Regions from separate parts of the Homo sapiens genome. Here region 1 is linked to region 2. Evidence: chromatin contacts called from ENCODE Hi-C data. All regions are on one chromosome and are shown on one strand. The core of a region is the stretch at or near the end of the contact, and the rest is flanking DNA. Distances in the headings are between cores, read along the strand shown.

Region 1 (4,343 bases), core at 692-3,191, 1.3 Mb before region 2:
TTATGTTTTGTAACACAAAAAATTCATCTTCATCAGTATTTTTGCTGGTTATGTGGCATTCTATTTTTATGGATATAGCATAATGTATTTAACCAACCTTCTTTTCTTGGCTGTTTAGGTTGTTTTGGGTTCTTTGTTTTTAATCATGAGCACTGTTCCAATAAACATTGTTAATTTTAGTATAATTTAAGTATATCCTGTTTCTTCAGTACCTGTGGAGCACGTCCTATGGCAGGGGTTCTCAAACTTTAGCCCAGGCCAGACATGAGTGGAGTGCTTATGAAGCCATAGATTCCTAAGCCCCATCCCCAGAGTTTAGGCCAGGGGTGGGGCCCGAGAATTTGCATTTCCAACAAAGGCGGCTGGTAGTGCTGACACTGCTGATTTGGGAATCACACTTTGTGAGCCACCATTCTCTATTATACTTGCTTTTGAGAACCTAATAACACGTTTCCTTAGTTTCCTTTCTTACACACTTTTGCAATTGGTTTTGTACCCTATGGAGGGAGCAATTTTTTTGAGGTCTCATATTCTTTCCCCATTCATGACTCTAAGCCGTTTTCACAGCACACCTTTCCAAGAGTTTTGGGCCTGACTTTAATATTCCAATATACACGCAAATAGGCATACACACTGATTTTCAAAATTGGTTATCTTTTTCCTGCATTGCCATTTCAGAAACCTCAGCTAATAACAAAGAGAAGATAAACAAAAGCTCCTTTTCCTAGACACTGACATTTTATGTCCCATAGTCACCATACCTGGCCTGCCTCAAGAGGTTGTTGTGATGAATAACATCTATCCAAGATGGATAGAGTCAAATATTACAGATGCTTGTGAGGTGGAAAAAACTATCAGCCCAGAAGTGAGGAGGCATTAAAATTAAACTTAGTATTATTGGCCAGGTGTGGGATCCCAGGACTTTGGGAGGCCGAAGCGGGCGGATTACCTGAGGTTGGGAGTTTGAGATCAGCCTGGTCAAAATGGTGAAACTCTGTCTCTACTAAAAATACAAAAATTAGTTGGGTGTCGTGGTGCATGCCTGTAATCCCAGCTACTGGGGAGGCTGAGGCAGGAGAATCACTTGAACCTGGGAGGCAGAGGTTGCAGTGAGCCAAGATCGTGCCACTGCACTCTAGCCTGGGCAATAGAGCGAGACTCTGTCTCAAAAATAAATAAATACAATAAACTTAGTATTATGATTTATTTGTAGGCCATTGAGTCAAAGTTTAGGTTCTGGAGTTAGAACTGTATTCTGTGCAGTGGCTCATGCCTGTAATCCCAACGCTTTGGGAGGCCAGGGTGGGAGGATCGCTTGAGGGCGGTCGTTCAAAATCAGACTGGAAAAAAGAAAAGAATTTGGTTGGGTATGGTGGTGAGCCTCTGTAGTCCCAGCTACTCAGGAGGCTGAGCTGGGAGGCTCGCTTGAGCCCAGGAGTTTGAGGCTGCAGTGAACTATGATAGCGGCAAAAAAAAAAAAAAAAAAGGAACTGGATTCTATCTGGGCTGTGGTAACTTACTAGCCATGTGACCTTAGGCAAATCATGTTGCATCTCTGAACACCATTTTCCTCACCTGTAAAATGGAGGAAGTAATACCTTTGTTGCACTGATATGGCAAGAAATAGAAATAAAATGTATAAAACAACTGGGACAAAAACAGCCCTCAATGAATGATAGTTGTTAGTTTATCAAATAATTGCTTTAATTATTTTTTCCCCCGGCCCTTTCTTAGCTGAGGGTTCGGAAAAGCATCTGTTGCTCCTTGAGGTTTTCTTTTCTTCTGCCCTGACCAGAGCTTCCTATTATTTAGAAGGATTCTGGTCACCTGCCTCTGGTGGCGGCGCCGCTGGCCCTGCGGGCTACACTGAGGCCCCGCTCTTCGGGTATTTACGGCGGGCGGCCGCCCCAGCTCAGGCTCAAGACAGCGCTTCCAGGTTCAGTTTCAGGGTCTCGCCGGCAGCCCCAGCCGGCGGGCGCGGAGCGGGCAGCGGGGCCCGGATCGCAGGCTCCTCTGGGGGCCCCGGAGTTGGGAAGCGGCGTCCGGGAGCCCCCGGAGGAGGATGGGCTGCAGACACAGCAGGCTGAGCAGCTGCAAACCCCCGAAAAAGGTAAAGGGCGCCGGCGGAGAAGTTTGCTTTCAGAGGAGAGGGGAGTGCGGAATCGCTCCGCCGCAGAGGACTCGGCGCCCCGGGCTCTCTCTGGTCGGCCCGGGATACCGGACGGAGAACCTGGAGAGGCCAGCTCAGAGACGAGGGAGGCTCTGCTGGGAGGCGCCCTTTACCCCGGCCCGAGCCGCACCAAGCAGCCGAGTTTACAAACACGGCACCCGGGCCAGGGAAAGGCAGCTGATTCCCGCTGCCTCGGGTGGGGAGATGTCGTGTGTCTGTGGCAGGTGCCCTCTGCTTTCGGTCTGGGGCTGTTCGCTGTGTGGCCATGGACAAGTGACTTGACCTCTCTGGGCCTTCGGCTTCCTCCCCCCGGGGGTTAAAGGCTGATAATCTCAGGGCTGCTCGAAGAGTGTTCCACAGACTCGCAGTATCAGCATCCCTGGGGACCTGTCAGAAATGCAGAATCTCAGGCTCAGGCCCAGTCTTGCCAAGACAGAAGCTGCCTTTTAACAATATGCCCAGGTGATGACGCTTTAAAGTTTGAGGCGCTGGTCTTAGGGCTCTTGCAGGCCCCAGAGCTGGTGAGTGTGGGCTGCCCTTGGGGTAGCTGGGAGGGGCCAAAGAGGGAGGAGATCTACTGCGTTCTGTGGCCCTCTCCTCCCTTCCTGTCCTTCCCCCAAGGGGCCTTGGAGCTGGGTCAGGGCCCAGGGGACAATTCTCAGGTTTCTTGCAGTGAGACCAGCTGCCCCTTGGGGTCTGACGAGCCCAGAAGGTCAGAGCCTGGAGCTAGAAAGATAGCCTCCTCAGGGGACACTGTGAGGCAGAGGGGAAGAAGGACCCTCAAATTCTGGCCCCTTTTCTTACCACTACCTGCCCCCTAGCCAGGTGGGACTAGGTGATCCCTTAAACTTTATCATCATTCCCCCTTGAGACCTTGAGAGGCCCCAAACTGTGACAGTGTTTAATAGTTTTGCAATGAACTTTAGTCCTCCCTCTGCTCCTGCTTTGCTTGTGCCCTGAGTACAGGTTTTTCTGCCTAACAGTAGTCCTAGCCTGGAGGATTCTACTCCCTTCTCTGACACCTCCTGGCTTTCCTTGCTCTCCCTTTATTACCAGATTGAAATTCTCACCAACTCCTGACCTAGAAACCCTCATGTCTTTACTCACTCCAACAGGGAAACTGAGGCTTGGCTCTATCAGTAGAAGGAAGGGGCTGGCTGACAGGGATGACAAGGCGGAGAGACCTGAGCCTTGGCTGAGACTTGTAACTGAGCAAGTGGTAGGCAGACATTAGCCCTGGGTGTAAGTCCTGGTGGTGCCATAAACATACTGGGTGACCCCAAGCAAGCCCTTGTGTCTCCCTGGGTCTCAGTTTCTCCCTGTATGGGGAGTGATGAGCAGGATGATCCCTAAGCATCTGAGAGTCTGTGTTCTCTGCACCTGTGTCAACCTTGTAGCTTGCAAAGTGGACCAAGGGTGAATTCCATCTACCTAGAGGTGGAGGAAACGGGGAAGAGCCTGACCCTTCCACAAGCTGGAAGAGGAGGTCACAGTAAGCACAGGTTCTTTGGCTCCTGCTCCTTCTGAGAGACTTACCAGCTGTTCCTGCCTGTCCCTGGCACAGCCAAAGCTCTGAAGGGCAAGTAAAGCTGGCACAGCCTGTCTGAGTTGGAAAGGGCCTTTGGGTACTACCTGGGCTGACGCACCCACTATACAGATAGGAGGTTAAGGCCTAGAAAAGGGAAGGAGCATGACTGAGGTCACAGAGCAACACAGAGCAGAACCCAGGTATCTAGTCCCCTAGCTCCGTGTTCTTTGTCTCCACCTCCTCCCGCTGTGCTTCCAGTGGCTTCTTGATGACTTTAGCGTAAAATCTTTTACTCCTGTTGCCTCAGAGAACAGCCTGGCATGCCTTCTTGGCCCCAGCCATGCCAGGCCCCTGCCCCTATATGGCAAGATTTATGGGCTGTTTTTGTTTAAAGTTCTCATCCCTGTAGGCTGTGCTCCTGCCCAATTTCTCACCCAGGTGCCAACCCCTTGGAAGGCATGAGCTCCCAAGTTCATCCCCAACAGGCTACCAGCCCCCTGGGAGAGAGGGGGACTCCAGGGATGGGATGGACAAAAATGAGCTCAGGCTACAGAGGGGTTAGGTTCTGATAACCATGACTCACCCTGAGTGTTTACAGCATGCTTTCACATCCCGCCCAGTCTCACAGAAGCCCTGGAAGTTAGG
Region 2 (4,033 bases), core at 527-3,026:
AACACCATCTCTACAAAAACTACAAAAACTAGCCAGGTATGGCAGCGTGCACCTGTGGTTCCAGCTACTCAGGAAGCTGAGGTGGAAGGTTTGCTTGAACCCACGAGGTCAATGCTGCAGTGAGCCTAGATCGCGCCCCTGCACTCCTAGCCCGGATGACAGAGTAAGACCTGGTCTCAAAAAAAAAAAAAGTCAAATCAGAAATTAAAAAAAAGTGATTTTTTTCCCTCAAAAATTACCCCTAGCCCAGAGTATGTTCACCTCTAGATCTTCCCCTAGGAGGCAGCACATTACAGTACAATAATTGTCAAATACAGAGAGCCGTTAGCTTCTTAGGACCATCCCTGCAAATCCAAGGATGAGATCCAGGACTCCACACGCTAGATGATGCTGAACGAGTGAGCTTAGGACCACACTTGGAGAATCACTGGATGTGTTCTGGAAGTCAAACAGATCTCTGTTCAGATCCCAGCTATACTGCTCAGCAGTCATATGGCAATGGTTTTGTAAAACTTCACTGTACTCAGCATCAATTTCTGACCTGTAAAATGGGGTAACATTACCTAACTTGCTGGTTTGTAAGGCTAACACAACTACCTACCACAGTGCCTGGCACATAGCATTTACTCAATAAACGACAGCTATTAGTCTCTGTCCCTTGCTATATCCTGCCTTGAGATTCCTGATTTTAAAGGGTCCATTCCTTTCCCACAGCTTTGGCCCTCCATTTCTTATTGATTCAATTTTCAAAAACAAAAAGTTCTGCTTAATCTAGTATTGCATATCACATTAGTTGTAGATTTCACATAAAGAACTGTTGGGGACAAGGAGAAAAGACAGGTTAACTAGAATGGGCGCCGGAAGGCAATTTAAGTTCTGAATGTTTCTAACTCACTGTGATCCCCAATCTGTGCAAGGAAGGAGCCCAGGCTGATAGTCTATGAGTTTGGAGAGCTGGGTACAAGTCCTAGCTCTGCAAAAGACTTGCTGTGTATTTTTAGGCAAGGCTCTGGGCCCTCTCTGTCTTCTCAGTGTTTCCATCCATCCAGTGAAATAATACCAACTTAGTGTGTGAGTCCGAAAGAACAGGTCCTGATTTTGTACTTAATCGGGTGTGTGATTTTTAATAACCAAGATAACCAAGCCGTCTCGCCTGTGCCGGCCTCAGTTTCCCCATCTGTCCGAGGTGGTGGTGGCTCCTATCTCCTCGATCCCTATTCCAGATATCTAGGTTCGAGACGGATCAACGAGGACTGGAAAAGCAGCGGAGTGCGTGGCACCCGGCGAGATACGGCGAGATACGCGGGATGGAGGGCGGGTGGGCAGCCGCCAGCCAGACGGGCAGGCCCGGATCACCAGGGTGCAGTGCCACTCGCCCGGCCCCGGACCACCCGGGAAATAACCTGACGCACGCCCCGCTCCACGGCGGCGACCCCTGATCTGGGATTCTACCGCGCGGGGACCCAGGCAGAATGACTCTGGGAGGGGCCCGCTGACCGCTTGGCGGCCAGCACCGCTCCCTCCCTCTTCCCTGGTCCGCTTCCCTCTTCTCACCTCTCGGGTCCGGGCCGCTGCAGGCAACCAGGCGCCGCGGCACGCGTCTTCCACCGTGGCCTGACTGAGGTGGACACCGCGGCGCCGACAGAGCTATACCTGCCTGTCCCTTTCCCCGCCCATCGCTCGGACTCCGAAGGAGGCGGGGCCCGGCTGCCGGGACCTACGGGCGCGGCGAGGACGCACCGGCGAAGAGATGCCGGAGGCAGAGCCAGTGTAAACGCCCGCGGCCGAGGCCGTCACGTGGTACTGCCGGGCGAGCGACGCTACCACCAGCCAATAACTCGGCCCAGACCGGGGAGGGTGCCGCCCTCTGACTACTCTCCTCCTCGCGATTGGCTGCCCTGGACAGAAGAGCACAAGCTGGAAGGATTCTTAGAGAGGTTCCGCCGCTGCTTCCGTGGCGTTGACTCCTCCGCGGAGAGAGCGGATGACCGGCCTCGGCGGCTAGCCTGTGGCCAGGGTGAAATAGCAGGAGAGGCGCGGAAGCGCTCTGCCCAGAGTTTTGAAGTGCTCAGCGTTTGCGATCGGCCACCTCTTTATCCAGTACTACTTGGGACCCCGTTCCCTCCCACCCGCCTTTGTAGAACGGGAAATTGAGGCCCCGAACGGGAAAAGAGCTCCTAGAATGTTAGAGGCTCTTGCCTCACTATAACTCATTCCCCATCAAAGATTCCAGTAACCGGAAGGCTAAAATGTAAATTAAAAGGCCGGGCGCAGCGGCTCACGCTTGTAATCCCAGCACTTTGGGGGACCGAGTAGGGAGGATCGCTTGAACCCAGGGGTTCGAGATCAACCTGGGCAGTATAGCCGAACCTTGTCTCTATAAAACATAAAATGTAAATTAAAATGTAATTGTAGTTTTTGTTAAAATCCTTAGTGGGTTTAATGGCATTTGTAGGTAAAATCAAACCCTCCCTATGCCAAGGTACTGTGTGCTTCGGGCACTCATCTCTGCCCCCCTCCCTCGCTGATCTCCACCCATACTGGCCCCCTTTGCTCGCCACGCTTGTTCTCTTTAGGGACCTAAACATTGGTTCTGGCCATCAGATTTCTTCTGGTCTCTCAGGTCTCAGCCAAAACACCAGCCCTCTCCATGGCGAGGCCGTCCCTGACCACCCTGTGTAAACTAGCCACAGCCAGTCACATCCTTTCAGGTCATCTTGATTTAATTATCTGCCTCGAACTGGCCACTATTGAGTATGTATTAATTTGTTCATTCCTCACCTTGTTTGTAGCTTGCATGTGCCCACTAGATGGGGGTGAAGGAGGGCCTGTGAAGGAAGCATGATTAACTTCCTTTCCTTCCCTTTCCGGTGAACGTCTTCACAGTCATTCAAGGAACTCCCTTTCTTATCTAGAGATGATCCCCAAGTTTCTGTCACCCATCAGATTCAGAGTTTCCAAAACGTCATAAGCTGTCTTGGGAATCAGAACACAAACACTTGGGTTCTACTCCTGATGCTGCCCCTTGTGGCTGAAGACAAATCATTTCACCTCAATGGGCATCAATGTTTTCACCTTTCAAAGGGTAGTTAATGCCCTAGCACCCAGAGTCCTGGAGAGGGTCAGGTAAGGCAATCAGTGTAAAGTACTTTGTTTAAGCCCTAAAGACTGCACAACAAGCAGAATAAACAGTTTCTGGATGTTTATCACGTGCCTGCGCAGAACTCTTCACATTCATTACATGAGTTAATCCTCACAACAGCTTTAGAGGAGGTGCCATATTATGATTCTTCTTTTTTTTGGTGAGGAAATGAGGCTCAGAGATGTTAGGTGATCTGCCCAACGTCCCACAGTTAATAAGTGACAGTAGCATGATTTTAACACAGTCACGTCTGACTGCAAAGCCCACTCTTAACCACTACACTCACTGTGCTATGCAAATGCAAGAATCCACTCCAATCCTTGCAGCTGACATTTATTCATTTATTTGTTTGTTTTCTTGTCTGTGTGGGGAAGCCAGGACCTTGCATATAACAGGCACCAATAAAGATTGGCCAAATTTGGCCGGGCATGGTGGTTCATGCCTATAAGCCACTTGAGCTCAGGAGTTAGAGACCAGCCTGGACAACATGGTGAAACTCCAACTCTACCAAAAATAGAAAAAAGTAGCCAGGCATGGTAGCATGTGCCTGTAGTCCCAGCTACTCAGGAGGCTGGGGTGGGAGGACAGCTTGAGCCCAGTAGACAGAGGTTGCAGTGAGCCGAGATCGTGCCACTGCACTCCGGCCTGGGTGACAGAGTGAGACCCCATCTCAAAAATAAAAACAAAAGCAAAAATAAAAAACCAGACCAGTCAAATTTAATACTGCCTATCATTCTTTGATTTTATTTCATACATATTCATCTGCATCACAGACGAAGAAATTGGGGCTCAGAATAGTATTACTTACCAAGTTTATTCAGCTAACAAGCAGTAGATTTTGAGATGGGATGGAGGTGGATTTTGACCTGGGAGCTGTGACATGCCAGCACC

Evidence for each region. A loop is a pair of places that touch in the nucleus more often than their neighbours do. Pooled maps may share reads with other maps.
Region 1: a pooled map shows a loop between it and region 2 (3-fold over the local background). The contact joins the promoter of CCDC69 here to the promoter of SLC26A2 in region 2. A Hi-C loop is called at or near these places in 8 of 50 pooled maps.

Annotation. Positions count from the first base shown.
Region 1 is chr5:151,221,690-151,226,032 of GRCh38, reverse strand. CCDC69 (coiled-coil domain containing 69) reads left to right here and starts at 1,941. Exons shown (of 9, transcript NM_015621.3): 1 at 1,941-2,110. The coding sequence starts at 2,063. It overlaps LOC105378230 (a long non-coding RNA gene), which reads right to left. Exons shown (of 4, transcript NR_160730.1): 4 at 1,683-2,557. RefSeq lists silencers at 211-505, 1,989-2,068 and enhancers at 2,189-2,388, 2,409-2,518, 3,939-4,158.
Region 2 is chr5:149,958,501-149,962,533 of GRCh38, reverse strand. SLC26A2 (solute carrier family 26 member 2) reads right to left here and starts at 1,776. Exons shown (of 3, transcript NM_000112.4): 1 at 1,555-1,776. RefSeq lists a silencer at 1,721-1,840 and enhancers at 2,881-2,960, 2,757-3,360.